2 separate regions of the Homo sapiens genome follow, and region 2 is linked to region 1. The links are chromatin loops, found by intact Hi-C in ENCODE. Cell type or tissue: IMR-90. All regions are shown on one strand. Links, peaks and the distances in the headings refer to the core of each region. The heading gives the core; the rest is flanking DNA. Region 1 holds the start of MIR4294 (microRNA 4294). Region 2 overlaps ERCC6 (ERCC excision repair 6, chromatin remodeling factor).

Region 1 (16,078 bases), core at 1-8,000:
CACTATTATTTTATTTTATTATAAAATAAGAAGATATGATGTTACTTTCCTGAGGAGCCCTGAGGTAGACACCAGGATCCCATTTCACAGATACAGAAGCTGTGGCCAAGGCTGGCGGGACTTGTGGAGCTGGGCCTGGTGCTCAGGTGGCCTGGCCTCCTTACCCACTCACCGCATATGCCTGTCCTCCTGTCTAGGCCTCTAGATACCATGTGGCACTGGGACGGGTCCCCCGGTCCCCACTGGACCTGGTGTGCTGGTGAGGCCAGTGTCTGCATGGTCCTGCTTCTGGGCCCCAGGCAGGCTGTGCCCCTGGCTTCGGCCCTGGCTACCTCTGCTGCCTCTGCTGTGGGCCTGGGTGCTGAGCCTGTTCTCTCCTCTCCCTGCACCCCAGGCCTCTGCCCTGGGCTCCCCCAACCACTGACAACTGTCAGGAGCCCCAACCCTGCTGGCCAGACATCGTAGTCCACTCGGGCCAGCAGGGGCCTCCTGTCACTGGAGTTGCCCAGAGCTTTTGGAGCCTGGGCCTCAGTTGTGCCTGGTGCTTTCCTCTGCAGCCCCATCCTGGCTTGACTGCTCCCCTGCCCTCGCCTCCAGCAGCGGACTCTGCTTCCGATGCCTCGGGAGTCTACAGCAGGGCCATGTCTGTGAGGGCCCAAGGGTGCATGTGTCTCCCAGGTTTCGGTGCAGAGCGGCTTCCCTCCTCCCAGCAATGCGAGCTAATCCTGGAGGACCCCACTGGAGCAGCTCAGCATGGAGCCTGTCTCCTGCAGTCTCCCCAGCTCCTCCATGGGGCATTCTCACCCACAGCCCGTCCCTGCTTCATGGATGCCTCTAAAGCTTCCAGCTTCTGACAACGGCGTTCACGGTTTCACCACAAGCTCCCAAGCTCCTGGCTTCTTCCCCTGACATGTCCCGGGCCCAGGGCATGACATTTACAGTTTCCTCTCATTATTCCCACCTCTTCACTCCATTTTGCTTCACCCTGCCCACGGAGGGGCTGCTGCTTGACCCTGCCATCCCAGGACCACCCTTTCTGACATGTCTGCCACCAAGACTCATTCATACGTCTACATGTCCGTTTACTCAGCTGACTCTTGTGGGGCACATTCTGGGAGCTGGCATGGAGAATGAAGCTCTGCGGGTGGGCAGCCCACCTCTGCCAGCCTCACTTGCACTCACTCCATCCAGTAACCAGAGTCTACTCCACAGCCAGGAGCAGCAGCCCCTCTACCTCTCAGCCTCATCCCGTGTGCCCTCCATTCTTCTTCCCACACCCAGCCGGACTCACCCTGTACCTTGGCCGATGCAGCCCAGTCTTCCTGCAACCCCGTCCCTCTGTCTCAGCAGGTTCCAGGCCTGGCTCCAGGGCCACCTCCTTCAGCCAGTGCCATAGGTGGCTGAATTCTGTCCCTGGAGTGGTTCTATGTTGACATCCTAACCCCCAGTACCTCCAAATGTGACTGTACTTGGAGACAGTTGAAATGGGGTCATATGGGTGGACCCTAATCCCATATGACTGGCGTCCTTATAAGTGGAGATGAGGACACAGATGTGCACAGAAGACAGATGAGGTGAGGATGCAGGGAGAAGGTGGTCATCTGCAAAGCAAGAGAAAGGCCTCAAAAGAAACCAACCCTGTGACACCTTGATCTTGGACTTCCAGCCTCCAGAACTTTGAAGAAATGAATTTCTGTTTAATATTGTTATGGCAGCCCCACCCAACTGATATAGCTGAGTGTCCCCTTTGCCTTCCCTAGGGCCTGAGATTTCCTTTTTAGCCCTTTCACCTCAAGTCACATTTGTTTGCAGACACCACATCACCAGGACCCCACCAATAAGACCCAACACTGCCTCCTCATTTTCCCCGTGATTTGAGGGGAAGAAAAGGCAAAAACACTTAAATGAAGGAATCGAAGACAGCCTTTTGGCCAGCAGACCTTGTCAGCCTTGGGTAATGCTGTGATGTGTTTTGAAAAATGCCAGCAGGCTCAGCCTTGATATTTATGACCCTGCTTCTTGGCCTTCCTGGGGAGTGGTGCTCTCTGCTCTTAAATTTATGGTCCTTCAGTGCAGTCCCAGACCAACCAGGGGATTGCAAATGGGCTGTCTGCTAATAGTGTGTGCAGATGGTGTGGGAGGTGGTGTGATCCTTGGCTCTGGGGTCAGACACAAGTGCTTCTCACCCGGGGAGGGGTGCTCCGGACCTGAGAAGGGTCTCCTCCATCTTCTCCTTTGCAAAGCCTCAGAGTTTACAGAGGAATCAAGGTATGCTAACCACCTCTCACTATTTTTGACATGGCTGCACACCAGTTCCACTTTCTTAATATTTATCTTTTAATCAACTTGTTGCCCCCTGGAGGCCAGACGACCCATGGGGCATAAGACATGAAGTGCATGTTCCTGCTATCCCTGGGCCTGGGCTAAATTAGGTGGGGACCCCCTTCAGGGCCTTTGCAGAGTTTGGAGACATGGGGAAGATCAGGATCCCCACCTGGCCCCTAGAAGGGAGATCTCTGAAAGACTAGTTGAAGCTAACAAGCTTAACCTCCCCAAGTCCCTATGTGTCCACCTGAGCTTGACTTTATTAAAAAGGCAGGTGGATTTCCTTTTGAGGAGCTCTGCAAATCTTGGGGTAAGGAGGAGACATTAGAGTGAGGGTGATACCTGTGATGCCCAACGACCAATCCCAGAATGACCCAGGCACAAGAAGGTACTGGAATTCTTCAGAGGGGCACGAGTAACTACCCCACCTGCCATACATTTTCAGGTGGAAAACAAAAGTCACACAGCAGTGCAGATTTCTCCAGGAAGAACTGCAGCTCGGAAGCCAAGTGTGGACCGGGGCCCTGGGAAGAGACTGCTGAGCCAGGAGTTGTCTGGAATCCTTGTCTGTTGCAGGTTGTGGAGATGGGGGTGGGAGTATCACCAAGGCGGGTGTATCACCCCAGGCCAAACTCCCTGAGTCTGCCATGGGCAGCACCCACCGCCATGTCCTGCGGCTCAGCCACAGAGGCTGGGCCTTCTTCACAGTAGCCCCTCACTCCTCAGGCCCCTACACTATGGGCAAGACGGGGAAGAGCCAGTGTCCAAGGTGGAAGATGGGGAGGGGCTGGGTGAGGCTGTGCAGGTGGATGTGCTTCCCTGAAGCCTTCCTGCCTTTCTCAGGACAGAAACACAAATACTTAGAAAGGCAGCATGGTAAGTGGAATAGAGTGGCAGTTTAAAACTGAAGAGCCCTTCTGCATTTAAAACATAGTTGCTTTAATAAAATAAAGACAATACAATAATTTCCAGTAAGCGACCCATCTTTTTTTTTTTCAGTGCAATAGCCCTTAATAAGGTGAGTCATGTGTAATTTCGTGTGCAGCTGGGCATCACCAAGTCACAGTTTCCAGCGTGCTGCTCAGCCCTCCGAGTGTGTGTGCTCATCCTTTTCATAGAAGTCCCATCGGCCATGGAGAGGGTTGGGCTGCAGAGCTGTGATTGCCAGAGGCCCTTCCTTGAGAACTGTGGGGAAGGAGGCCCTGGGGGTTTCTTCTGTAGGCAGAGCTCAGGCCCCAGTCACCTCTGCCACCCTCAGCCTGGCACTGTTGTGCCAGAGCCTCTGCTGCCTCTCTCTTCCTACCCATCTGCAGACCAGCAGAATATTCTCCCCCTCTCATCACCAACCAGGAGTTTGGTGTGGTTTCTTGGGAAGAGAAAGAAAAGACAAGAACGTTAGAGGGACAGTACCACTTGTCCCCGCCAGCACATGGGATATTGCAACTCTGGGGCTCTATCTGGGGCCCAGCGGAGCTTGCCCCTGGTCTTGTCTCCCTTGAGGCAGGGGAGGCAGTGGGAGGAATGGAGAAGGTTTCCACCTGGGGGAGGGGAAAGCATTGAGCTGTGAGGGTGGTGGCTCCCACAGCACTGTGGGGAAGCTCAGGCCCCAGGGAACAGGACGAGGCCGTGCCTCTCTCCAGTGCCTCCAGGTGAGTCTCCTGTCCCACCAGAGAAATAGCCAGGACCAGGGCAGAACAAATGGCAAGTTCTCTGCAAAAAGTGCGGCTCTGGCCCTACCATCATGCCCACCCCACTCCACTCCGCCCCACCCAGCATCTAAAACACTGTGTAGTGCCTCCACCAAGGACCCCGGAACAGCCCACGCCACGCCAGTGAGGGAGGAAGGAAGTCCGGCTCTGCAAGGTCAGCGGCCCCTAAGGCTGCACCTCGCAGTGTGTACAAGGATGTTAATGACAGTAACCACCTCCATGGGTTACTGCGAGTCAAATAACGGGTATGAAGTGTCGGGACTGATGCTTGGCTATGCTACAGCAGCTAAGAGCCCTCAGAAGGCACTTTCTGTTAATGAAGGATAATCATCACACCAAATGTTACAGTCTGCAGTGGAACTCAGGGGAAAAGGCTCTCTTTAGGATAAAATTACAAAACAATATACTTATACCTCTTGGATTTCTTAATGAATGTTTGGATATTCAAGAGCAAGAGAGCAAGGGCATGTGTGAGTTAAAAGCAAAACAAACAACAACAAAACCCTGAAAAACGTTTCCTGGGGCTCTATATGGCCACACGGGCTGCTTCCTGTGCTTGGTGGGGCCATGTCCTGGAGTGAAGTGGCCTCCTCGGCCAGGTGGCCTGGACTCAGAGCCACTGGGGCTTTCCTAAAGGTGGCTGCAGTGCCCTCTGCTGGAGACCCAGAGAAACAAGGCCGCGCTTACCTGGACACGGCCAGAGCAGTCACTGCGGGGCTGGTTTTGCTGGGCTTCCCTGTCAAAGCAATGCTAACGTCCAGCTCTCGACTCAAGGCCAGGTTCTTCTCCCACTTGTGGCCTGTGTGGAGCATGTGAGAGAAGAGTTAGAACGCCAGATCGGCTTCGCACATACAGTGTGCATCTGCACACGGGGCCGCAAACACATACGCACATATTTATATTTGTGGTCAGCAACTTGTTAAATTGAGGGGGAAATATATTTAATCTTGGCCTGTGCTGTTGCAAAAAGGGCCGTCCCAATTTAATTTGCAGGCGGTGATAGTTACATGTGCTGACGTGCCTCGGTATCCATTGTGTACCAAATTGGATTTGTGTATTATTGCTTTCTAAATTGCATGCCTAGTTCAGCAAAATTGTTCATCAGTGTTTACTGGCTTTATGCTTAATAAGATGCCCCACAATACCTTGCTGCCAGGGTGTAATGCAGCCAGTAATTGCCTAGTAAAAATAAATTACATAAAGTCGGCATTATCAACTTATCTTAATCCTCTCACGCCACAACCAGTAATTAAATGCTGAGAATGTTTTTTTCAAAAAATATAACTCAATGATTGTTACTTCACTCATTTTAATGACTGCATTTGGGGACAGACAGTAATTCCTTCAATGTGAAGGGTGAGATGGAGAGACGCCAGCTGGGTACGTCCCTGCGAGGCCACTTCCTTGGACTCAGGGCAGGAGAGATGATACAGCCCCTGCTGTCCTGAGGTGACCACCCATGTGTGCAGACAGGCCATGTGCCAGGAAATGCATGAGGGGTCCAGGTGGGAGAAACCACCTCAAAGCACACCAGGCATTTGTACATTGTGTACAAGTCTAAACAACAAGCTTCTCCCAAGCACTTTTTATGTACCAGATTGAGTCCAAATCTTTGAGGCGATTCCTGAAATAAATTGTACTCAGCTGGGTTGGGCCTTGCTGCAAATGGCAAATAAATGAATTCCAAGCAGAAATTGGATTACATCTGCCCACAAATGCAGTATGCTTAATATCTTCAAAGATCTCCTTTCTTGCCCCTTAAGACATTTGAGGGGTATAGTAATATACACGCCAAGAGGACACACATGCAAATATCCACGTGCCATGCCCAATACAGGTCCCTTTCCAACAAAGCAGTTTTGAGCAATGTAAGAACAACATGCCTTTTTATTAGAGACCTCCAGCAGTTTAGGCTTGTAAATCTGCACATATTTTAGATTTGTTAACTCTAAACTGCAGGCCAGTGTGATTATTTGAATATGTCCATGTCATCCTGTCATTTCATGTTAATCTTCCCTTGAACTGTAATCACAATCTTGGCAGTCAGTCCAATGGGGTGGCAGAGACTTAGGGTCAGGGCAGACAGAGAGGAAGGTTGTGGATCTGGGGCTCCCTGTCAGTCTAAGACCCCCTTAAGTAAGTTTCCTAATGCCATCAGCTGCTGTGTCCAGAGAGAAAAATCTCTCAAAGCCTGCAAAAATGACAATAATGACCTGCATTTGGGGTAGATTCTTGTCTGTGGCTACTATTATTCTGTCATCAGTACTCTACTAGTTAGGATGCACAGGAAGTGTCCCCATTTGACAGAAGACCAGAGAAGCTGCTGTGACAGAGTTGGGTCTAGAACCTTGTTTCCTGCTTTTTACTCTGCTTCTCATTCACTAGACCCCATGACCAGTGAGTGCAACCTCACCACAACCATTGATGCTGAATAGGAACCTGCAAATCCAATGGCACTGCCAGAATCAACTGAATGGCTCTGAGGTGACTTTCATTCATCCATTCATCCATCCATCCACCCATCCATCCATCCATCCACCCGTCCATCCATCCATCCATCCATCCATCCATCCATCCATCCATCCATCCATCCATCCTTCCATCCATCCATCCATTTACCCATCCATCCAGCATTCTTTCTCAGACATCCATTCATCAACCGTAGGCTTAGCTAATGCCGTTAGCTTACTGGGCCCCAATAGCTTCAAAAGTGGGCATTTGAGCCCAAAACTAAAATGGTGTGCAGTCTCATGCAGGTATAGCAGAAAACTGCTTTGTAAGCAGGCTGGGGAATAAGAGCCTTTCCAAGTGGAAGCAGATATGGGAGGGAGTTTGGCCTCTGCTTTCCAAAGATGTGCTGGGTTCCTTAGAATGCACACACTTCTGTCCTTTCACACTGAGATAGGCTGACTCCTTGTGGTGGTCTCCAAGTACCCTAGAGAAACAGAACCTGTGAACTGACGGAGTTCTTGATCTGCATCTTTGTGATATTATTGATCTTTGTGATGTTATTGCCTTGGCTCAGCCCAGATTGTTTACAAGGGTCCCCAGGTGTTATCTTGAAGGAAGGGACCACTAATATAGAGCCTAGGACACAGTAGAGGCTGAGCAAATGCCTGTGTGTACTTGCCTGAAGAAGAATCCACAAATGGGTGACTAAATGAATCAAAGAGGTGTGGACTGTGTTTTAGAAATGAACTAATTGCAAATGTCTACTCTTTTCAGAAGGCAGCCCTCAGAAATCTGGGAAATTCTCTCCTATGGATGATCACAGGTTCTGGGATGCAGAGCAAACAGGGAGCTAATGGAAGCACTCAGGATGATAGAATTCTAACTTCATGAAAACATGTTTGATTGTGGGTCCCAGTAAAGATGTCCCAGTTCTCGGCCAGAATCTTTTCTGAAGACTGAGCTGGAGGAGGTAATGATGGGGGCGGGGACTGGACAGCTGTGATGGATGTGATGCGGTAACAGCTTTGATGGGGAGGTTTGTACCTGTGTTCATTATGGAGGGGTTGGTGATGGTGGTTACATGCCAGTGTCTATGGTTAGGTTATTCTGAGGCCGTTGTGGCTGTGATGGCAGCAGGTGTGAGGATAGTCTGCTTGCTGGGTGACTTTGGGCAAGTCACTGAACCTCTCTGTGCCTTCCTAGGCCTCCCTAGGCTGGGCAGACCTGGGAGGAGCTGCAGCCCTTGGGCTGAGGTGGAGAGAGGGGAGGTGAGGAGGGCAGGGCAAGGCCAGGACGGCCACATCCCTAGCAGGTCAGGTACCTCTTGGGCTTGGAGGCTGAGCCGGGGGCTCCTCTCCTGCTGGCCGTCCAGGAACAGACATCTTCACATCCTCAGTCTTCCAAACCTGCCCCAAAAGAGCAAATGTCATCGGCGGGGAAGACGATCCTGTCTGCAAGCTTGGAGTGGCCTAGTCCATTTCCTCACGCCTAGGGGTCCCCCAGGGAAAGGATGAACACATGGCCCCCCTTTCACTTCTGATGTTAACTTATCATCAGGTAAAAGGTTATTTAGCCTTCAGCTTCCTCATGCAGAGGTTTGGCCAATCACAGTTGCACCTTGAATGAATTTACCCCACCCATGTCCCTAAGTGCATCTCATGACCCCCACAGCCCTTTTCTTGCAGGGATGTGACTCTGCAACCAGTTTATTGCCATTTTGCTCAACCAATGCCCTCTTGCCCATAATGCTACCACCTCTAGAGTACTCCCTCACCCCTGGGTGGCTGGGCACCCCCATCTTGTGTCTGGCCCTTGGCGCTAAGCCTACTGTGGGAGCCCTGAGGCCAACTCACTCAAAATGGCTTCTCATTCACTGGGTCTGGATTTTATATCACCAAAGGGCAAGGACCAGCCTCCTCTCAAATGCTTCTGTGAGCCCCACGCCAGGCTTAGCACAGCACTGGGCCAGTCCAGGAGCTCAGTGACCACATCGAATGAATGAGTGCTGAGTGCACAGAAGACCCTCACTTACGCTTTGGGGGGGCCCAGGAGAGTAATATACTCTGCAGCTCGGCCACCCCAGGCTCCTCTGGCTGGCCCACTGATGTGGGCCACACCCCACCAAGCCCAGGCCATCCCAGGATGCCCTGCTTTCTGCAGAGGCCACAGATAAAGTCCTATGAGGGGACTGCCTAGGTACCTCAGCCTGCATGGATGGATGGATGGATGGATACATGGAGGGATACATGGATGGATGGATGGATGGATGGATGGATGGATGGATGGATGAGTGGATGGGTGGATAGAGAGATGGATGGGTGGATGGATGGGTGGGTAGATGAGTAGAGAGATAAATGGGTAGGTGGGTAGATAAATTAGTGGATGGGTGGGCAAGTTTGGTTTGAATGGATGACGCAAATATCTCCTTTTAGCATTGGGATATAATCTTTTGCATTTAACCATTCAACTTTTATATGTTGTAACAGTATTTATTTTAGTGTGTGTCTGTGTGTGTGTGCATGTGTGTGTCTGTGTGTGTAATACTATATATATAATTTTATTTATTTACTTTTTCCCTGCAAAGAGCCTTGTCTTTTCCCTTCCTTTGCTGTAGGTACCCGTTCTGGAATGGTCTCAAATGCAACCTGCAGGTTTGGCCCCCTGGAGGAAGTGAGAAGAATGGAGATGAACACGTTTCTTGTGTCATGTCCTCATTCTGCCCAAGACACACCTACCCGGACCATGCCGTCTTGACTCCCGGTGATGATGATCTGGCTTGTGTCCCATGCTGGGCCCTCCATCAGGCAGCAGCAGGTTATGGCTCCTTCTGGGCCCCAGGCTGTGGTGATGCTGGCCAGGGGCTGTCCATTGACATTCCACAGGGACAAGTGTGCTCCCGCACAGGAGACAATGGTGCCCTGTGCAGTGAGAGCTGGCATCACTCTAAGCTGGAGTCACTGCCTGCCCATCAGCCACTTGCTCAGCTACCCAGTTGGTACACCCAAGTACTCTCAATCTGTCATGCTCTGAAGACCCCCAAGGTACCCCAAAACTTCTTTCCAGCTGACTTACAGGTCTGCTGTGTTTTCACACAGTTGTAAATTCTTGGTTCTTTTCATACTGCAGTCATGTGCTTAGATACTTCTTTCCTGGCAGAAGGCACCTGGCTCACCCTCAGGCTCCTCCCAGATCCCACTCCCCAACCACACCCTGACTGCCACAGAAGATCCAGCCTGAAGGGTAGCCCTGGCTTTGGACACACAGCTTACACCTGGTAGGTCAGCCCTGCCCCATAAAGAAGTTTTGGATGCCACCTGGTGGATGGCAGGGTACAGAAGTTCCAATGACTGCATGTGGCTCATAAGCTTGTGCAATGTCCCTGAAGAGGGAATTTCTAAGGAGAAATTTCCCCATTGTATCTCCTGATATGCTCACATTTGAGTCTTTCCTCCTCAAGTCCTGTTTATTCTATAGTGGCCACTGTCACCAAGGTCCTGGGGCCATCCCTTTGAGCCTTGCCCTAATCACAGAAGGGATGTAGGGTGCTCAGTGCCCCTCCACATCTCACTGGGCTGGGATCCATTAGAAGTTCCTGAATTGTTAGGGATGGTCTGTCTGAGGCCAGAGGCCATGTCTGATACCTCTCTGCCCCACAACCAGCAAGCACAGACTGAAATCAGTTGGCTGCAGGACAACTTGTCCTGGTGCCAGGCTTCTCTGGGGTCTAGGGACACAATTCCTGATGGGTTTTATATTCTCCCAGGTGAAGGCTTCAATGCCTTCTATACATCAACCCATCCATCCATTCACCCACCATCTACCAATCCATTATCCATTTCATCCATCTTTCCATCCACCTATTCATCCATTTATCTGCTCATTTATCCATCCATCCATCCATTCATTTATCTATCTACCCATCCACTCATCTATCCACCCGTCCATCCATCTATCCATTCATCCACCCATGCATCCACTCATCTACCCATCCATCCACCCATCCATTCACACTCCATCTACTCATCTAACATTGAATCCAGTTTTGAATTCAAGCCTACCTGGAGCACCACTTTCAGCAAAAATTGGAACCAGGAAGCTCCTATATCATCCCTCCTCTTTTGAGCCCTCTGCCCATTTTATTTATGCCCTGGGCCCCTTAGGTTTTCTGTGAGCAGATGCAGAAACCTCTGCATCCTCAGGGAACCCCATATCCCATGACAGGGCTTCAGTCTGGAAGAAATTTCACACCGGTAAGTCGATCTCCCTGGTCTTTGTTAGCCAGTATGGAAGGAGAGGCAGAGAAGCTTGCACTGCCATGAAGACCAAACCTGCCAAGTCAACACTGATTTGAAGGTAAAGACCTAAATGAGTCAGCCACATCCAACAAAACCCTCCCTAAAAGCCAATTTTTCAGCTGCAGCCCCCTGGTGCCCGCAGCAAAGCAGACACTTCCCACTGTCCCCAACACCAGAGGGAGGAAAGTAAAGAAGCGGACATTGAAGCTAGACCTGGGTGCTACAAGTGAGATCTACAGCGACTGTTCCACACAATTGGGGGCCCTCTCAGCATTCTGGGGTGGCTAGAGTCTCTGTGTCTCTGGGCTTTCTCCTGAGTGTTGTACCCCATGCTACTGCGAAGGTGAGGACACGGACACTGAGAAACAGGAGACTTACTGAGACGTCACTGATGGTGATGGCTGAGATGCCTTCCCGATGGGCGGGCAGGCGGGTCACGTGGGTGAGGTGGTCCAGATCCCACAGGATACAGGTGCAGTCCTGGGAGCCGCTCACCAGGAGGCTGAAGGTGACTGACGCTGCCAGGCACGTGACAGCCTGTGTGTGTCCATACAAGGCCTGGGGACAGAGACTCACAGGTTAGGAGAGGGACCCTCAATTCAGCTACTTTTGGGAATTCTTCACCCTCCCTATAAAGCTGGGTGCTGGATGAGGAAATGGAGATTCTGAGTGAGTCAGTGATTCCCAAGTCTGTTGTCTGTGCAGCTGGGGGTGTGTGCATGTGCGTGTCCATGACTAGCCTCTCCATTTCATTCATCTCCAGGGGTGGAGGCTCTGCTGGGGAGAAACCATTTTTTTACTTATAACCCAACCAGAGGCTAGCCACACCTGGATGTTTTGTGCTGCCCTACATCTATCTTGAACCCGGGAGCAGTTCATGTCATGAGTTGTTTTTTTTTTTTTTTTTTTTTTTTTTTGAGACGGAGTCTTGCTCTGTTGCCTAGGCTGGAGTGCAATGGCATGATCTCAGTTCACTGCAGCCTTTGCTTCCCAGGTACAGCAATTCTTTTGCATCAGCCTCCCAAGTAGCTGGGATTACAGGTGCCTGCCACCATGCCTGGCGAATGTTTTTTATTTTTAGTGGAGATGGGGTTTCACCAAGTTAGCCAGGCTGGTCTTGAACTCCTGACCTCAAGTGATCCACCTGCCTTGGCCTCCCAAAGTGCTGGGTTTACAGGTGTGAGCCATCACACCTGGCCAGTTCATGTTACGATTAACATACAAAGCACTGTTGGCAAACTGTGGTGCCCACACCAGCAGGCTCAGTAGCAGCAAGTAGCCTCTTAGAATGCAAATTCTTGGGTTCCACTCCAAATCTCCTGAATCAGAAACGCTGGGGATGGGGCCCTGAAGTCTGAATTTTCACAAGCCCTCAGGGGATTCTCACATGTGCCCAACTTTGAGAGCCATCTCGGTAAGGGAACCTCAGAGGCACGTGCACTCTTGAACTAAACTGGGAAGAAGAAAAGGGGAGGTCACATGGTCATCAAAAAGATGGGGCTTTTCGAGTCTGATAGGTCTGGATTCATAGCCACTGGGACACTTAGACGTCCTTGGTCTTGGTCCTCAGGTTTGGCTTGTGTGGGGCCTGGTCTGACTCATGGATGGCTGTGTGTCCAGATCTGGCTGGAGGCCTTCTTCTCTGTGGACACTTCCCCAAGGGGCCAAAGTGGCCCACCACACATGCTGGTACCCCCTGGCCAACTGCTGCAGGCAATGGTGTGGATTCCATCACCAGCACTCCAGAGGCTGCAGGTCCCAGAGGCTCTGATCTGAGGTCCTCTGCTCACATGTGCTTGCCATCACCTGGACTCAGCCGGAGGGGCACGGAGGTGGCATTCTGAAGCGTAATTGGCCTGGCTTACCAAGTGGTAAACCTCCACCCTCAGGGCAGAGACAATCACTCATTCATTTGGGTCAATGAGGCTAAGCGTCATTTTTCAAAGCTGTCACTTTGCCCGGTCATAGCAATGAAAGGTTCTGCCACAAGCTCCTGTTTGTCCTTAATGGATCCTAACATGACGCCAACCAGATGGTGCCGGCAAGTTAATGGGTATGACCCACAGAAGAAGATTTGGGTCATCCTAGGAAAATGAAAACTGCCTAAGTGAGCAGGAGAAAGCAGAGGAGTTGACAGGAACCTTCTGAATCTCTTCCCAGAATGAACTAAGTCTGATGACTCAGTTCTGACTGCAGGGGAAATAGCAATGCCAAAGAGAACAGAGAAGGGAACCCAGGTGTAAGGCTCAGGATGTAGAGAGGAGCTCTGAGCCCCAGTGCCGGCACGTGTTGTTTACCAGTGGAACCAAGTCTGCCTGCTCTTCCCAGGAAACAGCCTGTGTGCCTGGCACTGCCCACTTAGGTCAGGTTGGCTGCCTTCCGACCAGCCTGGAGACTCCAGCACCACAAGGCATCCAGCACCTACCATTTGCAAGAGCCGAAGAAATCAAGGAAGAGATAGCAGCTTCAAAGGGGGTTTTGTTTTCTCAGAATAATACTTCTCTAAAAGGCCAATTAAAATAACTCCATTATATCATTTTATACCTAACTATAGTAGCAAAAAACGATAGCAAAAAGAAAACCCCGGAAAATAATTCCCCATGCTGGTTACATTGCCATGAAACGGGTGCTCTTGATTGCTGGTGGTATGATTAAGTCACAGAACCATTTTGGAAAGCACCATGTCACTGTACATAATTCTCCTCCTCGAAGTTTATCGCAAGAAAACAATCAGAAGCAAACAGCAACCTAGATAAGATGTTTTCTGCAGCACTATGTAAAATAGTTAAAACTTGGAAACAACTTAATTGTCTAGTTTTAGAAGAAATGGTTTATTAAACTGTAGTGCACTGACATAACAAAACAATCGAAATGCAATTTTATGGAAATGGAATGATATGGAACGATTGAAATGTAAATTATAGAGAATGTAGAAAAATGGAAACAATTGGATAGGCTGAGTGAAAATAGAATAAAATATCTACACAATGATCAGAAAGATATAAATATGTATATCTGGGGATAAGAGTATGCAAAATTGAAAACTTTTATAGGGATGGTAGAGAATTGTTTGTCTTTGAAGTAATTTTAAAATGTCTCTTTAACGTTGCAGTATCTTTAAAAATAAAATACTTTTTGAACCGCCTGTGAGGCTCTTCAGTGATGACTTTCCTGTCCACAGGTCAGGAATGGACCCCTTCACTGAGCAGCCATGGGTCTGGGGAATCTGCAAGCCTACATTAGCCTTTACAGGTAAGTGATAAAGTGTTTTATTTTTAGAAAATAAGAGCATGTGGGATTCCCATATCTTTTCCTGTTGATTTGGAAGTAGGAGAGGATGATAAATTACATTTTTATGAGGTCGATACGAGGGTGTTTCTGTGCATTTTCACTGTTAAATGGGAACTCAGAGGATGATAGAAAAATCACTGCCCCAGTACCCCAAGGCCAGCCCCAGGGTCAGGTGGAACTATGTACAGTCCCCAGGGCAAGCTGTAAATGGGCAATGGGGATGCTGGGGAGAGAGCACTCCAGTCTTTCATTTCCAGTCCCTTTGCTGAGATCAGGAATCATACCCAGCCCACTGACAACAGCAGTTGGTGAAGGTCACCTGCCTGTTGCCTGTACAGCTGCCTCTCAGGGGTGCACTGCCCCTGCATATGTGTCAGCCCCTTCTCGCACTGCCCTATTCATTCCTTCACCTCACATTTGCTGAGTGCCCACGCAGCACCCTCCATGCCCTGCATGGCACCAGGAGACAAGGACACGGTCTAGGGTGACAGAAGTGGCTTGAAAATTATCCAGAGAACCCCAGAGAACATGTTTCAGTGAAACATGTTTCAGTGAAAATTATCCAGAGAACATGTTTCAGTGAAACATGTTCAGTTTAGTAAATTTGGTCAGTGGTGAATTTTTTTTTTTTTTGAGACAGAGTCTCGCTCTGTCACCCAGGCTGGAGTGTAGTGGCGCAATCTCTGCTCACTGCAAGCTCCGCCTCCCGGGTTCACGCCATTCTCCTGCCTCAGTCTCCTGAGTAGATGGGACTACAGGCACCCACCACCACGCCTGGCTAATCTGTTGTATTTTTAGTAGAGACAGAGTTTCACCGTATTAGCCAGGATGGTCTCGATCTCCTGACCTCGTGATCCGCCCACCTCAGCCTCTCAAAGTGCTGGTATTACAGGCGTGAGTGATTTTGTACAGCTTATTTTTGTTTCTATTACTTTAGGGCTCTGTGGCTAACTAAAAAATAGATGCAGAAATGAATTGGATTTTAGAGTTGAAAGTGTCCCCTAGTGATATTCTAGAGCAAGTTCCGGAGTATGCAGGGAGAGCGCATGGGGTTTTGTGTTAGACAAACCTAGATTCAAATGCAAGCTGTTCTGAGCCTCAGTTTCCTTGTCTGAAAGTGGAAATAATAGTTCCTTCTTCATAGAAAAAAATTAGTATACAGAAGGGCCTTGGTGCATTTGGAATGTTAAGCAAACGTTAAGTGCCGCTGCGATTAGCATTCTCTATGAGGGCTGGTGGTGCACATCCTCAGACTCCTGGCTCATGGCTCCTCCTCCTCCCACCTCAACCACTTCCTTTCAGAAAGTCTTTCATTTGACCTTGGATGTACCACTTAAACTTCTTTGCATCTCATTTTTCCTTCACCAATAAAGTAGGGGTGATCATGGCACCTATTTTACAGGGCTGTCAATAAGCTAAAATGAGGCAATCCGTGTAAAAATCCTTGGCATAAAGGCCAACTTGTGGCAAAATGCTCAAAAAATATTATCTGATGTAAGGAAACTGATTTCACCAGACCTGTCATGTGCATGAAGTGACTGTGTGTGGCCCGGCATCTCTCGCTAAGGTGTGGGCCTCTGTGGAGGCACCTGCCCTGTGTACCTGTCAAATGCACCATGGGAATAAAATGATACTCCTGAATGACACTGAGCTGTGGGCCACCCTCTGCACCTCACTTCGCTCATTCCTAGCTTCTGAGGGTGGCAGGGCCCTCAGTGAGCAGAGTTAGGGTGTGTTCCGGCACCACACCTGCCCAGGTGCCATGCCAGGCAGAGGTTTTGTCCCTACATGAAGTACTGTCCCCACCTGAGGACCGCACCTGCACGAGCTGGACCATACCTGCCGGAGGCGCAAGCCCCTCGGGCGGCCTTTGGTCATGCTGAGCTCCCACACACACACCACAGTGCTGGTCCCAGAGGTGACAATCGTTGTTGGGGATGGGCACACGGCGCACAGACAGCGGCCCCAGGCAGCCAGGTTCTCGAATGTCATCAGGACCTGTAGGAG
Region 2 (16,078 bases), core at 4,513-12,512, 530 kb before region 1:
CTGTATCTGGAGGCTGACTCCTCAGTGGGTTCCCTGGTTTTCATACCCTTTCATGTCATACAGGATGGATGAGCCACTGCTTAGAAGTAAATGTTCTGTCGGTTCTATGGTCAGTGGTATACAGGTCTTGTAAAACATACATTATTTTTTCATTTTACTTTGTGCTACCACGGTTTCCATTTGCTTATGGCTGTTGGTTGTGAGGTCTAGTGCTTTCTTAAAATATACTACTGCTTTGCACATTGTGGGCCTGGGAGCTCCGGGTGCCAAATAAAGATTAGGACTAACACACCTTCAGTGTTTGAGTGATGTGGGTTCCCGGTGAGCACCTACATGCTGCTTACCTAGTACAGGCTGTGCAGCCAAGACAGCCCTGTGTGGCCCAGAAGACCAAACATTTCATGTGAACCTTTCCCCTTCAGGGTGATAAAGATCAGGTCGCTTGTCCCCAGTCCTTGTTACCTCCATGTTATTGATTCACTTCCCAGTTGCCATATTCGAGGTAAGCCTCCATAGCTTTATCTTTGCTTTCATGTCAACAATGCATGTCTGCATCCTTGGACTGGCTTCAAGGGTTTCTGGCAAAAAATTTGCAGTCTGTTAATAGACTTGGGCACAAATAGGACCTAACCAAGTGTGAAGGGAATAATGAATTCAGACTGAGGCATTTGGGAGAGACTGTTGGGGAAGTTCATCCAGTGCAGGGCCTTGTCTTGTTGGGTGGCTCAGATATATTAATATGACCCTTATCCAAATTAACAATGTTACGCATTTGCCCCTAAACTCCAGGTGCATCATTGAGAAGGGAAGGAATTTGCTTTGCTTTGGAGGCACATTATTTCCTCAGGGTTCTCATTTGGATTGCCTTGGAGGTTGGTGTGATGCCACAATGTGCAGAGAGGCTGAGGACAGGGAGGGCAGGTGGGCTTCACTTTCCAGCCAGCTCTGATTTCTGGGGAGTGGTAGTCTATTCAGGGGGCTCCGAGGCCCTGTTTGGGTGGATTGGGAAGAGTGTGCAGTTCCTTAGTGATGTCTATCATAGGCACAGTGGGGAACTAGCAACATTCATGCTAGGTATTTGCCAGCCTTGACATAATAAAACAGATGTCACTGACTCCTGCCTCTTTGTCCAGCAGTGGTCAGCACTGCTTGGTCAGGCTGCAGGGCATAGATGGGTTGCATCCTGAGTGAGAAAATGCATTTCCAGATATGTTTTTGTCTCTTCTTGCTGGCAGGACTAGGGTTAGTGTTTATCATTTGACTTAAACTCATTCCCCCAAGTTCTTACTCTATTTTCATGTATCGGCAGTTACTATTTAAGTTGCTGCCCTCGCAGACTACAGTGAGGGCAACGAGCACAGACGAGAGCAAAGCTTCCCCACCCACAGACTGATTATGCAGTGTCACTGGGAGCCCCTAACACTGGAGACGCTGACTTAGGAAGTGTAGCGTGGGGTCACCGGGCAGGACTTTTAAAAAATGTTCCCAGATGGCTCTGATCACTGTCAGGTTTGGGAGCTAGGGATGGAAATAAGTCAGTCTTATGTATTTCTCTTTTTTGGGGCTGCAGCTTTTGGCTGATGCAGTTTGTATATCAGTTTCTCAAAAATCCTCTTTTATGTGCCCTGCACAGTTGTATGTACACAGGGGAGGGCCTGGCAGGGAGCCTTAGCTAAATGCTGTATGTCATAGATCATCTGGTTCTTGTGGGGTGTGTGTGTCAGAATCACATGGGAAACACCTTCAGAGGGTAGGGGCCTGGGCTCAGCGTGGGGAGTCTGAGGCAGCAGGTGCAGAGTGGGAGGAGCTGGGCACTGCACTTGTGCTTTGGCTGAGCTCCCGCTGACTCTGAGGGGAGCTTGGTGACATTCTTCATGGTCCACAGGACCTTGCTCAGAAAGAACTATGTTCTCATTTAGGAGAGCTTTGAGGCAGTTGGGAAGCATTGTTGGTAAGGATGTTGAGGCTTGAGAATGTAATGCTTTTTTCTTTACTATGGCCCACACTCAGCAAATAATTGCCTCTGGGATAAATCCCCGACCCATGCCCACCCCGATCAGGGAAACATAGTGGGGAGTTCAGAAACGGACTCTTCAGTAGGCGGTGCCTGAGTCTCCTCAGATGACCTGGTGCATTGGGCTAAGCTGCTAAATGCATAGCCTGAAGTGGATTTGAGTTGGTTCCTCTGCATGGTTTGAAGGCTCCCTCGCCACCTTTCAGCACTTCTGATGAGTCCCTATTTTTATTGTAAAAGTATGACAACAATATTAAGATGAAAAAATGACCTCTTTTATGTTTTTATTTTCTACATGTCATTCCAGTCTTTGGTTCTGTGAATACACATCTTTACATGGTTATAATCACGGCCCCTCCAGTTAATTGGCTTGCCCACAGTTTTACTGTGAAGTAGAGCTGAGATTTGAAGTCGGCTGGGCCCTCTACATACATGTTTCCTTCCCTTTGTGGGATTGAGTAGAAGGTGCAATATTTAGGTATGACCACAGGGTGGTGCCAAAAATCAACACATAGCTGCCCCCACCTCCATTGGACTGAAAACCAAACCAAAAACCTAAGCCTGTAATCTGGGAATTTGGATGAGGATATAGGGAGATGGCTCAGGAGTCTAGAAGACCTGGCAAGTATGGTGTGGATGGGGACAGAATTTACTTCATGGTCTGGTGTAACCTGAATCTGTAGACTTGATGCCTGTTGATATAATTGGTTTTTAATAAATTTTTGATCCTAAAGGTTTTTCTTGTGCCCTATTTTTTACCTTTTTTACATGAGTAACTCTGAGATGTAAAGGGGTGATAAAGATTCCATTCATTGTGTAAGTCTTACAGAATGTCTTCTAATAGTCTGTGAGACATAATCTCCTGCGAAGATAATACTCTTCATTGTCCTTCCCCTGAGCACTGGGCCTCTGTGGCCAGGGCCCCATTGAACCCTGGCTTGGGAGGGTTGGGTTGTGCACATCCACTGTTCTGAGGAGGGAGCTGTCAGCATTTCAGATGCTAGGGGTCAAGCCAAGTAGAATGACTGTTATGAAGAGAGTCTTGTGGATTTGGAACGTTGCAGCCTTTAGGGCCTGAGCAAAGGTGGCATCAAGTGGAGGTGGGGGCAGGGGCGGGAGTGGTGCACAAGAACAATGATGGCTGACATGTTTGAATGCGTACGACTTAGTGGTTCTTGTGGTTCTTCTTGTTATATAGGTTAATTCGTTTAATCCTTACAGCCACCCAGGAGATAGGACTTTGAGCCCAGAGAGATGAAGTCATTTGCTCAAGGCAGCAGTCAGTGGAAGGGCTTGGAGAAGGAGAAGGGGTCTGAAGGTGGTGTGGGACACATGAGAGTGATCTCGCAGCTTGGTTTGCTGCAGCAGACTCGGACAAGCATTGTTTCAGTGCCTGGTTTCTCCCTCCACTTGATGGGGGCCAACTCCAACCCAATGTCCCATTCCTATCCTGAAATGCTTCTAAAGGCAGTGCCCTGAGAACCACCAACCTCACAGCCTGTCTCCATTTTATTGTCTTCTGGGAACTTCTCCCTTCTGTCTAGCACCTGTTTGCACTGGGATTGTCCTGTCTGTCCTTCAGTTGGATCCTGGTTTGCACCCGATGAGGATTTAGCAATTTTAGGCTGTGCTTCGGCAAAGGCCAACTCACAATGTGGAGGTTGATTTGATTGTGCCTTTTTTTTAAAGCCCAAATTAAAGAGAAAAAACAAAACTCTCCCAAAATCTGAATTTAGTAAAAGTTTGAGATTTTATCCAGAAACCTAAATACAATTATTTTAAGAATGTTCTTAACATCTCTGAGAGTTCATTTTTCTCAAGAAATAAGCCTGGCCGGGCACAATGGCTCATACCTGTAATCCCAGCACTTTAGGAGGCCAAGGCAGGAGGATTGCTTGAGCTCAAGAGTTCGAGACCAGCCTGGGCAACATGGTGAAACCCCAAAAATAGAAAAAGTTAGCTGGGTGTGGTGATGTGCGCCTGTAGTCCCAGCTACCCAGGAGGCTGAGGTGGGTGGATCACTGGAGCCTGAGAGAAAAAAAAAAAAGAAAGAAGACTGTGTTCATTTTCTTTTAGGAATCTATAAGTTGAAAGAAAAAGTTACACTTTTAAAACCTATTTATGCCTAGTGTTCCATTATTGGAACGCTAAGCATGTGGGAGTTATTCATGCCCTACTGCTCAAGGTCATTGCCAAGGTCTGATTTTTCACACATGTCTGCCTCCTGAGGGTACATGTTATCACTTGGTGCACAGAGTTAGTTACTGCTACAGATACTGGCATGCTGGGAGCTTGTCAAAAAGTGATGTGAGTTTTCAGAAACATTTTTGAGTATCCAAAGACAGGTACATATAACTTTACTGCACTACATCCTATACTAGTAATTTTTAAGAAATAACTTCTCTACTAGTTATGCTATTGTGCGGTAAAAAGAAAATACAGAAAGTATTATTATTGCATTAGTTATGGGTTTGACATTTTTCATGTTCCATTTTTGGAACACTAGGCAAAACCACTACCACTAGGACTAATAATACCTTTTTTCCGTTTTAGTCCCAAGATGCCTCGAACACTAAGTTTACATGAAATAACTGACCTTTTAGAGACAGATGACAGCATAGAAGCAAGTGCTATAGTGATACAACCACCTGAAAATGCTACAGCACCTGTTTCTGATGAGGAATCAGGAGATGAAGAAGGTGGAACAATAAATAATCTGCCAGGTTCTTTGTTGCACACAGCTGCGTATCTTATTCAAGATGGCTCTGATGCTGAGTCTGACTCAGATGATCCCTCATACGCACCTAAAGATGACTCTCCTGATGAAGTTCCATCTACGTTTACTGTGCAGCAACCTCCACCATCAAGGAGGAGGAAAATGACAAAAATTCTTTGCAAATGGAAAAAAGCCGACCTAACTGTACAACCCGTAGCAGGTAGAGTTACAGCACCACCAAACGATTTCTTCACCGTAATGAGAACTCCCACAGAAATTCTTGAACTTTTTCTTGATGACGAGGTCATTGAACTCATTGTCAAGTACTCCAACTTATATGCTTGCAGTAAAGGTGTACATCTTGGCTTGACTAGCTCTGAATTCAAATGTTTTCTGGGAATTATTTTTCTGAGTGGTTATGTCTCAGTTCCTAGAAGGCGTATGTTTTGGGAACAAAGAACAGATGTGCATAATGTACTGGTTAGTGCTGCCATGAGACGTGACCGGTTTGAAACTATATTTTCTAATTTGCATGTTGCTGACAATGCAAATTTGGATCCAGTGGACAAATTTTCCAAATTGCGACCTCTCATAAGCAAACTTAATGAGAGATGCATGAAATTTGTTCCAAATGAAACATATTTCAGCTTTGATGAATTCATGGTTCCTTATTTTGGTCGTCACGGGTGCAAACAATTTATTCGGGGAAAGCCCATTCGGTTTGGCTATAAGTTTTGGTGTGGTGCCACCTGTCTGGGCTACATTTGCTGGTTTCAGCCGTATCAGGGTAAAAACCCAAATACTAAACATGAGGAATATGGTGTCGGTGCGTCACTTGTCCTTCAGTTTAGTGAGGCACTTACAGAGGCACACCCTGGACAATACCATTTTGTATTCAATAACTTTTTCACCAGTATTGCACTTCTTGATAAGCTCAGTTCAATGGGACATCAGGCAACAGGTACAGTGAGAAAGGATCACATTGACAGAGTTCCACTGGAATCAGATGTAGCTTTAAAGAAAAAAGAAAGAGGCACATTTGATTATCGAATTGATGGCAAAGGCAATATTGTCTGCAGATGGAATGATAACAGTGTTGTCACTGTTGCCTCATCTGGTGCTGGTATCCATCCCCTGTGTCTTGTCAGTCGTTACTCCCAGAAACTGAAAAAGAAGATACAAGTTCAGCAGCCAAACATGATCAAAGTGTATAACCAGTTCATGGGAGGCGTAGACAGAGCTGATGAAAACATTGATAAGTATCGGGCATCAATCCGTGGAAAGAAATGGTATTCAAGCCCTCTTTTGTTCTGTTTCGAACTGGTCTTACAAAATGCTTGGCAATTGCATAAAACATATGATGAGAAACCAGTGGATTTTCTGGAGTTTCGTCGACGTGTGGTATGCCATTATCTGGAGACCCATGGTCATCCTCCAGAACCTGGCCAAAAAGGAAGACCTCAGAAGCGTAACATTGACTCACGTTATGATGGCATAAATCATGTGATAGTCAAACAGGGAAAGCAAACGCGATGCGCTGAATGTCATAAGAACACAACTTTTCGATGTGAAAAATGTGATGTTGCCTTACATGTGAAGTGTTCCGTTGAATATCACACTGAATAGCAGGTGTCACCACCTCCTGAGATAAGAAACATAGTTTTATACATTATGTACAGTGTAGCAGTGGTTTTGCCTAGTGTTCCAATTTTGGAACGTCACATAACAATGGAACATAATAAATTTTTTTTTCTCTTCAAATTTTTGTTCCTTGAATTTTTCTAGGTAACATATATGAATTTCATGCAAAAATTCAAAAAATTGTAACCTCAGACATAAATGGGTTAAAGATGTTTTCTTAGAGAGCACATTGCCTTCTTTTAAATAACAAAGCTGAGACACAAATGAAGACTAATTCTGCTTCCTGCTCTGCACACACCTTTCATTCTTGGCTCTGGGCATAATTGTCTATATCAGTCTTAATTTACTCCATGAGATCTGCACTCCTAACTGAGGGTATTTCATCTGCTCAGATTTGCCAATTAAGTTTACCCAGATAGACCATAAAAAGGAAGATAAGAAAAGTAAAACACCAAGTATCTCAATTTAGCAAATTAGACTAATCTGTAAGGCATTCTTAGCTGTCTGAAATAGAAAACCTATCATACTACAGAATGCAAACTATATTAAATACCCAGCTTGGTGCCTGAATATATTTTTAAAAATCAAATTGTACTCATTGTGCCTCTGTTGTTGAATTTCTTAAATGGATATTGCAATAGGTAGAGAATGATCTTGAGGTTGAAATGTCACTCTGTATTAAGAATGATTTAACTGTATGATACACAGCTTTTTCCTTACAGACGGTGTAGATTTAAACTGCTCTGTGTACAATGATCCTTGCAACATAAAAATATTACAATAGAGCAGTAAGGTCTGTTTTGAATTTTGAGCACCACGGTAGGTGACCTCCTTGAAGTTTTGGAGAGGGCATGTTTATTTTATTAATATGATCTCAGGCAACTAATATTTGATAATTCCCATTAATATGTGTATTTTGTCCCTTTTGTGTGTTGGTATGGGCAGTTGTGTACATTGATTTGTCTAGTATAAAATGTGTATTACATGATTGTTCAGCCTATATTATGTATAGTTCAAAGAACTGCTAAACTGATTTTACTGTTACTTGGAAAAGTTTGCAGGGGTGTAGTGAAGAGTGAGTTTTGACTTACTTTGCACACTATTAAGGTGGGGAAGGAATCATGTTATTGTACAAAAATGAAGGCAATCTTTCCCTTCTTTAAACCTTAGTCCTGATGTTTTTTTAAGACAACATTTGGATTGAAGTTTTAGAATTTGGTTTGTTCTTGTGCAATTGCTTTCGTTCTGTGGCAGTTAGAGGACCCTTCGCTGGCACTGTGAGAAAAGGGGTGGTACTAGGGAGTTTGGAAAATACTTTTTTGAAGACAGTATTATGTAACAGATAGGAATATAGACTCTGGAACTTGATTATCTGGGTTTGAATCTTTTCCCTTAACTCATTGGTAATCTTGGACAGCTTCCTTTCTTTCTCCCTGTCTGCTTTAATTGTTAAAAAAAAAAGAGAGAGAGAGAGAATAACAATAGTATTGATATGGTTTGGCTTTCTGTCCCCACCCAAATCTCATCTTGAATTGTAGTCCCCATATGTCAAGGGAGGAACCTGATGGGAAGTGATTGGATTATGGGGGCGGTTTCCCCCATGCTGTTCTCACGATAGTTAGTTTTCATGAGAGCTTATGGTTTTAAAAGTGGAAGTTTTTCCTGTGCTTGCACTCACTTCCTCCTGCCGCCTTGTGAAGAAGGTGCCCTTCACCTTCCACCATGATTATAAGTTTCCTGAGGCCTCCCAGCCGTGCCGAATTGTGAGTCAATTAAACCTCTTTCCTTATAAATTACCCAGTCTCGGGTATTTCTTTATAGCAGTGAAAATGGACTCATACAATATAGTATCTCCCTTATTAGGTTGTAAAGATTAAATGAATTAATAAATGTGAAATACTTAAAATAGTGCCCAGTACCCAGTATCACTGTCAGTCATAATTACTATTTGTTTTCTGACCCAATTAAGAAATATGTATGTATGTGTGTATATGTAATCTCAAAACAAAACTTGTCCAGAGCTAGCTGACTTTCCTTAAGGAGGCAGTATATAGCATAGGGGTTAGACACCACGGGCCATGGAGTGAGTGCCAGAGCCTAGCCGAGTAGCTCTGAGGTCTTGTGTATCCACTCACCTGTAAGATGGGGATCACAGCAGTACCTTCTTCATGGGTGATGATATGTATAAGATATTTGGCATACATCAGGCACTCCGTAAGTATTAGCTATTCTTGTTACATGCCCACTAGCTAAAAGTTACCACAAAGATTCCACCAAGGCAGTAAGATGCTTGAAATGAGGGTCTGTGAGAACCGTGAAGGAGGGTGTATAATGAATACTCATACGTATGAAAAGGTGACCTTTCACAAGTAAAGGCAGTTTAACAATTGATATTACAGGTTGACCATCCCTAGTCCGAAAATCCAAAATCTGAAAATTTTTTAGCAACGTGATGCCACAAGTGGAAAATTCCATATTTGACCTCATATGTTGGGTCTCAGTCAAGACACAGTCAAAACTTCGTTTCATGCACAAAATATTGTATAAAATTACCTTCAGCCTATGTGTATAAGTTATATATGAAACATAAATGAATTCGTATTTAGTCTTGGGTCCCATCCCAACATATCTCATTGTGTATATGCAAATATTCCAAAATCCAAAACACTTCTTGTCCCAAGCATTTTGGATAAGGGCTGTTCAACGTATCATAGGCATAGTAAAATCATTAGCTGTTACAAACTTTGTTTTATTGATGTTATGCTTTTGGTACCTTTCATACTTTTTTAAAATAAGCTTAAGGCCCACTTAATGATAAAATATCTATAAAAATATAAGTACAGTATCAATATTGGGAAGAAATGTAATTATTTCTCCTTTGAACACACTAGGGGGCACTAGACATCTGTCTAGGGGACAAACCGTGCAACATGCCCCTTGGTTCTAAGTGTAGGTAGGTCAGGATTGCAGTATGGTTTCTCACAGTTGTATTCTGAGGTAGATGTACCAGATCCTTCTCTTGTATCTCTTTTGTGTCTTCTCTTTTGGCTTGATTTCCAGCCTCCTTGCTGTCCTGGATGATAGGATGTCCTGACTGGAATGTCCTGCTGATCTTGACTGACCAGTATGGAGTGAGCTAGCATGACAGTCTGCTATGCTTGGGGGTTGAACTGAGCTCCTGCTGGCTCAAGACTGCAATAGGTGTTTTGACATTTGTTATTTTTTATTCACATTTAACCTGCAATTAATTAAAATTTCTCAATCTTTTTGTGTAATCTGCCAACTGTTATAGCATCTGAAATTTATGTAGTTTCAAAAGTATAATGTACATACATAATTTCATTTAGTCCTCATAAAAAGTCATTATTTGGCTCATTTTGTGGTGGAGGAGGCAGATTCAACAATGTTACATTATATTTTCTAAAGTTCAGGCCTCCCCTTACCAGTTAAATGCCTGTAATGCACCTCTTTTGCCTACATTCGGTTTTCACTTCTCTGTGGTTATCTTAAATCTGTGTCTGTTGTTGGGTTCTCTTCTAGTGACCACCACTGGAGCCTGAGACGGGCTTTAGGAGTTAGAAAATGCCCTGATGGGTCGGGAATGGTGGCTCACGCCTGCAATCCTAGCACTTTGGAAGGCAAGGCAGGCAGATCACTTGAGGTCAGTAGTCTGAGACCAGCTTGGCCAATATGGCAAAACCCCATCTACACCAAAAAATACAAAACTTAGCCGGACATGGTGGCGCATGCCTGTAGTCCTAGCTATTCTGGAGGCTGAGGCACAAGGATTGCTTGAATCTGGAAAGTGGAGGTTGCAGTGAGCTGAGATCGTGCCACTGTACTCCAGCTGACGTGACAGAGTGAGACTTTGTCTCAAAAAAAAAAAAAAAGTAAAAAAGAAGATGAACAACACACTTACTTTATTTGGGTGCAGCTGTGACTTTTACATGTATAGATTAAAGAAAAAAATGAAAGTGGGAACATCAAAAACACTATTTCCTTCCTAGTAATGTAAATATAGTTTAAGTCTAGACTTTTTTCCCATCATAAGAATTCTTTCATAAGAAGGTGCTTCTTTTGTCCAGCCTTTCCCACCTGGTCCTGGGGAAGCTTGGGAGCAAACTCAGGGCTCCTGGTTCTTTCCATCAGCTGGCGTGCAGAAACCAGGCTCCTTACAGAGGAGACCTACTGGTGATGAACCCAAAAAATGGAGCTCAGACTTAAATCACTCACACAATTTTTATTTATTTACCTTTTTATTGTTCAAAATGATGAGCTTTCCTTCTCCTTATCTTTTTTTTTTTTTGTTATAAGATTCTAAATTAAGAACTTCTCTGATGTTGCAGCCACCCTCATTATGGGTCATTTTTTTGTAGCGAACCTTAACCATTTTTATCCAGTGGACAGAGCTAGGAGCAGTGCTTTAAAGTCATATGGGTAGAAGGAGTAGGAAATGCAGCAAGAGGTAGGCTCTAAATGAGACAGAACAGAAAGTTTCCAGAACCCATTTCTGGATGACCCCATTTGACCATTTTCAAGTCACGCTTCTCTGTCTGTGTCTTCCTTTTCCCTAACCGAATTATGAACTTCATTCATTCATTCAGCACTTAACGGTCTGCCATGAGGAGGCATTATACCAGTCTCTAGTGCTATAAAAATGGCTAAGACAGTGTTTGTCCCCAGGTGGCTTCCAGTCCAGTGGAGGACACTGGTATGGATTTCACAATATGCTACACTTGATGGGCACTGTAGTAGAGATCCCAGGTGTGTCCAAGATGTCACGGGATTGGGAGGGCCCTTGGAAGACAGGACACCTAAGTCTGGCTGGTCATGGGAGGTTTCTGTGCATGGTGGTGCTGCATGAGTGAGGGTTTGAAAGGTCTGCTGAATGTGTGGATATGTAAGGGGAAGGATTTGGGGACAGTACAGGAATGCAGGTGCACAGAGATGAGGAGGCTGCATACATGGTATGGCACGGTGGTAGCTAGCTGTGTCTTTCCACTTATTTATTTTGAACATCCTTGGAATGCTGAAAATTCTTCTAAAATAAATTAACTTTAAATGGCAGCAACTAGCTTTCAGGGTTCCATTGATGCGGCACCCTAATAGGTTACAACTGGGGGAAGCATTGTTCCTGGTGTCGTTCAACTGGTTGTGCTGGGTCTGAGTTGCTTCTGACAGATGATTATTGCAGTCTCAGCCCCAGGCCCCACAGCCTGGGCCAGATTCTCATTCCTACCTGAATGTAGGGAAACCAGGGAGTGTTTTCTCTGTCTGCATCTGACTGGAATTGTAGGTTTATGTTTGTTCCCAGCTTCTCTTGTAATTGGCTGCCAGTGGAGTTGACAGCAGGCTGAATCTGGCAGTTGTGTGAGGAGCTAGAAACACAGCCAGTGAACACCATGCCCACCACTTCGTTTTATGTGGCTGCAGCTGTGACTATTACGTGTGTGGATTTTTTAAAATGAGAGAATAGAGAACATGAAAAAGTTATTTGTTTTCTAAAAGGGTAAATATTGGACTATTTACTGCCCCCTTCTGCTTTTTCTCAGTTAACTGGTCTACTTTTTGAAATAACAGAATTTAGACATTTTGAGGTCATTTCTAATTTTTAAGATTTCAGCTCACTTGGCCCAGATTTTAATTCTTACCCACTCCCTACCAATTTTAAGTCAATCTGTATCTATTTTTGTTACTATCATGTAAAAGACTGCCATACTTAATGACAGTTTACTATTTACAAATTTGTGACAGAATTTTTAAATTGAGATATTCCAGCAGGTACCATCTGAAGACTAGGTATCTTTACTCCTATGGTGAGCACATTATTCATAATAATTAACTGAGCATCCATTTGATGAGCTATCATAGTTTCTGTTTAAGTATACATGTTCAGGTAGTTCTGTTAAACAGAGTACGTTGCAATATGCACATTGCATTGGGCCACATACGTAACTTGCTTTCTCTTCTTTCAGTGAACATAGTAATAGTATCTGCTGCAGGGTTGTCGTGAGGATTTCAGAAAATGTATGTGGTTTTATATAATACTATAGTAGTTTATTAAGCACTTCCTAATCTAGGTTCTGTGCTAAGGTGCTTTATATGTGACACCTTATTTAATCCTTCCCAGAACCCAGTGAAGTAGGTGCTGCTGTTCTCCCCATCTCAGTGGAGGAAACTTAGATGCTGATGAAGTTAAGTTACTTGCTGAGGGTTCATGAGCTAGTAAATGGCACCAGGATTTGACTATAGCTAGTCTGAGCTCAGACTTTTGTGCCTGGGCCTGCACTTCTGCATATGTCAAACCCAGGATGTTTATATACAGAATCCTTTATATCTGCTGGCCAGACAGACTACTCAGCCTGCCAGACTACAGTACAGGCTGGTTAGACATGTTAAAGAGAGCCCTTAAAGTCTCTTGGCAGCGTCTGGGATGAGGAAGGCACGTTTCTGTGTATGTGCAGATGAACCTGGTTCTCCCCCTTTCCCTAGTGTGTTGTGGTGTACTTGTCGGCCCCATCTTTAGCTGTGCTGCTTCAGTGGACCCTCATCAGATGGTCAGGTCTATTTTGGCTACAAGTCACATGAGGAAGTATTGCTTATGTAACAGAAGAATCTCTTCGCCTGAGCTCTGTATGCATGTGGTTTTATAACCATGATATTTTCTGTCTTTAATATGTGTATAATTCTACTGGGGCAATTTGTCTTCACAATGATACAAATACTTGCAGGCAATAATGATTTTCCCCACCACTTTTAGTCATCCTTTAGCCAAACTGAATAAATGTTTGGCCCTTTTCATCTTTCTTTATGAAGCGGAAGGCACTAGAATGCAATCGTTTCTGTAGTGGCTTATGTGGTTTCCTAGGTGCTGAGTTCTGTGGCGACAAGATGCCTGTATATTTTAGGAGGGAGGGAGGAGGAGGAAACTGAATCTTGTCGATGCAGAGTGATGTGGTGGGAAATTTAGCAGCCACAAAGATTGACTGGCTAAGTCTAAGGAAATGGTCATCATATATCAATAAAGTTTAAAAAGTGATACCCTGTATATAAAATATTTAATGGCCTTGTGCCAAACTTCAAAAGGCAATATATTCTGGTGTTTTTATTTCTCCTTCTGTAAAATTATCTTGGAGAAATTGCAAAGTGAAGTATGTTTAAGTGGCTGTGATTCTTCCAAGGTTTATGTTATCCACAAGTTTGCTAAATACAAGTATCCTTTGTTATGCAGAAGTTTGGCTCTGCGTTCATAGTTTTGATACCGAGGACTCTCTCATTATGTAAACTCCTCGACTGCTGAATTTCAGAGTGAGTAGCAAGAATTCAGATATGTGTATCAGGAAAGTGTATATATATCAAGAATTCAGATATGTGTATCAGGAAAGTGTATATATATCTGTTCAGTTTCTAAGTTTTGATAGTAAGGGATACCTATATGCCAGGGCTTCTTGGCTTTGACATTATTGACATTTGAGACTTGATAACTTTTTACCGAGGGGTTTGGGGGCTGTCCTGTGTGGTGTAGGATGTTTAGCAGCATACCTGGACTCACCTGCAAGATGCCAGTAGTAGTATATCCTCCCGACTCCTTCCACAGTTCTAACAACCAAGAATATCTCTGGGCATTGTCAGATTACCCCAGGGTGGGGTTGAAGGGACAGAATTGCCCCCTGTCAAGAACGATTGTTGTACACCATTGCATTTAACTAAATTTGTAAATAACATGAAACCCAGAAGACTTTTATAGCCACCTAGAGATAATTCATTTTGTCCATTGCATGGAGATAATTTTTAAGGAAAAAAAATACCAGTGGAGAAGAAGAGATTGCCTTTAGAAGTTAAGCACAAAAAGGACATTAAATTTTTTTATAAAAAGTATCACTTATTAAACTGTTGTTAGATGATAGCTATTTCCTTAGACTTGGCCATATACTGCCTCTTCCATTTGCTGTTCTTCTCTGGAAATGACCAACAGTGCTTCATTGATCTTATTTATAGGTCCTTTACTACCGTGTAGTGCAATTTCAGATAACCAGTTCTTGTTGATCACAAGTAAATTTCAGCTAGCCCTTCCTTTTGTTACCTTGAAGAGTTGAAATTTTCAACAAGGCAAGAGTTTATCAGAGGATGTGCTTTAAGGTCCACCAGTAGCTACCTACATACTAGCATTGGGCTCTGTGTGGTTTTGTAATGGATACTGGACAACACACCATACCTTTGGCCAGGCAGCATGTGTAGTATTACCCTTTCATTTTCTCTTGCCTTCCCTCGGACATTCTCTCTTACTCTTGCATAGTCAGTGGCAGATAAATGCCTTATATGTGTTGCTGCTCTTACTCGCTTCCTATGAGTTTTTTTTTTATTGTAGTTTGAAAGCATTTCTCTGTATTATTGTTTTATTCCATTTCCACCATTTTGTGAAATTCAGAGCATCAGTTGCACCATGCTGAATGAAAACATCATCTTTTTATTTTGAAAGTGAATAGAATTTGAGGCTTTTTTTTTTTCCCCACTCACGACAACTAGAGTCCATTATAGTTATGTAAATGCAAAATTAGTCTGGTTAAATGGGTGCACCTTCTCCACAACCTTGGTGTATTGCTAAGACTTTCAGATATTTAGATGAAATATATTTCCTTCTGAAATATAAGTGTTCACCTTATTTTATATCTGAAAGTATCATATTACTAAATTTGTAACTTAGATTTTATTCAGTGAACACATTTTTTTGAGTGGTAGCACTATCAGTGCTTGTATATTGCTGATGCCTCTTCCCCCAGTTAAGTAATCAGTAATGTGAACCTGATTCAGTGATTTTGACCCCAAATTTGCTTTATGTTTAAGGGGCTTTGTTGTTTTATGCTGTGACTATCATATCTTTAGAACAGAAATAGTAATTATAAATCTATTTTTTGTTACATAGTATTGCGGTTGTGAAGACACTCAATTATATTGAAATTTTTACTGAATCTTTTCTAGGACTAATTTCATGTCTTACGAACCAGCAGAGAAATTTTCCCTTAGGGTATGCCAGAAGAGGAGCAAGTAGTTTTGATAATGAAATGAGACCTTAAAGAAATATTTCTAGAGCAGCTATAATAATTTACATAAGAAATGAATTGAGATGGCTGGAGAAGAGAATTGTTTTTCCTCTTTGAATATCAGTGTTTTGGGTAATAATGGCAGCATTAACCTAAGAGACCGTTCTAATTTGCCTGTTTTTTCTTGTACATTATCAGGAGCTATCTTTTTAAATCTGTCTTGTGATCAAAATAATGGAAATGTGATTTTTATTTTCATGGTAGGAGATGGAATAAACTGAGACTGCAGGACAAAGAGAAACGTCTGAAGCTGGAGGACGATTCTGAGGAAAGTGATGCTGAATTTGACGAAGGTTTTAAAGTGCCAGGTTTTCTGTTCAAAAAGCTTTTTAAGTATGTACCATATGTTCTTTCCTTTCTATTTGCTATCAAGCCATTATGTACAAATTAACATTTTAGGAATTACATAGTAGTTACCTGTGGGCCCTGAAGGTACTTGCAGCAATTTGTTGCAAAAACAGATACTGTCAAATGAAATTATAGCCACGTGCTGTTCATTAAAATTGGATGATAATAAGTTGACTAAAATGTGCATTGGGTATGTTTGTAAACTGATGAATCTATATGGACCTGCCTCAGCAGACTAAAAGCAACACATTTAAAAGC

Evidence for each region. Hi-C counts contacts between places; a loop is a spot of excess contacts. Peaks named below come from ENCODE experiments on the same cell type or tissue, not always from the same donor. Only the 100,000 strongest peaks of a DNase experiment are listed, where the experiment ranks them.
Region 2: it touches region 1 in a loop (11-fold over the local background); 71 of 110 quality-filtered maps call a loop at or near these places.

The regions. Positions count from the first base shown.
Region 1 is chr10:48,970,122-48,986,199 of GRCh38, reverse strand. WDFY4 (WDFY family member 4) reads right to left here. Exons shown (of 62, transcript NM_001394531.1): 57 at 15,911-16,069; 58 at 11,159-11,338; 59 at 9,221-9,403; 60 at 7,807-7,891; 61 at 4,722-4,833; 62 at 3,244-3,691. The coding sequence ends at 3,625. MIR4294 (microRNA 4294) reads left to right here and starts at 613; the gene lies at 613-688. It overlaps LOC105378298 (a long non-coding RNA gene), which reads left to right. Exons shown (of 4, transcript XR_007062370.1): 1 at 1-2,901; 2 at 6,420-6,518; 3 at 7,260-7,455; 4 at 9,100-9,221. In IMR-90, for the core only: a CTCF peak has its summit at 4,694 (motif pointing left); no DNase peak of the experiment used is centred there; H3K27me3 peaks cover 1,483 bases.
Region 2 is chr10:49,505,611-49,521,688 of GRCh38, reverse strand. It overlaps ERCC6 (ERCC excision repair 6, chromatin remodeling factor), which reads left to right. Exons shown (of 21, transcript NM_000124.4): 6 at 15,677-15,805. PGBD3 (piggyBac transposable element derived 3) reads left to right here. Exons shown (of 2, transcript NM_170753.3): 2 at 4,568-6,584. The coding sequence starts at 4,575. The coding sequence ends at 6,356. Among named protein-coding and RNA genes, the nearest start is that of PGBD3, 11 kb to the left of the region's middle. In IMR-90, for the core only: a CTCF peak has its summit at 9,269 (motif pointing right); no DNase peak of the experiment used is centred there.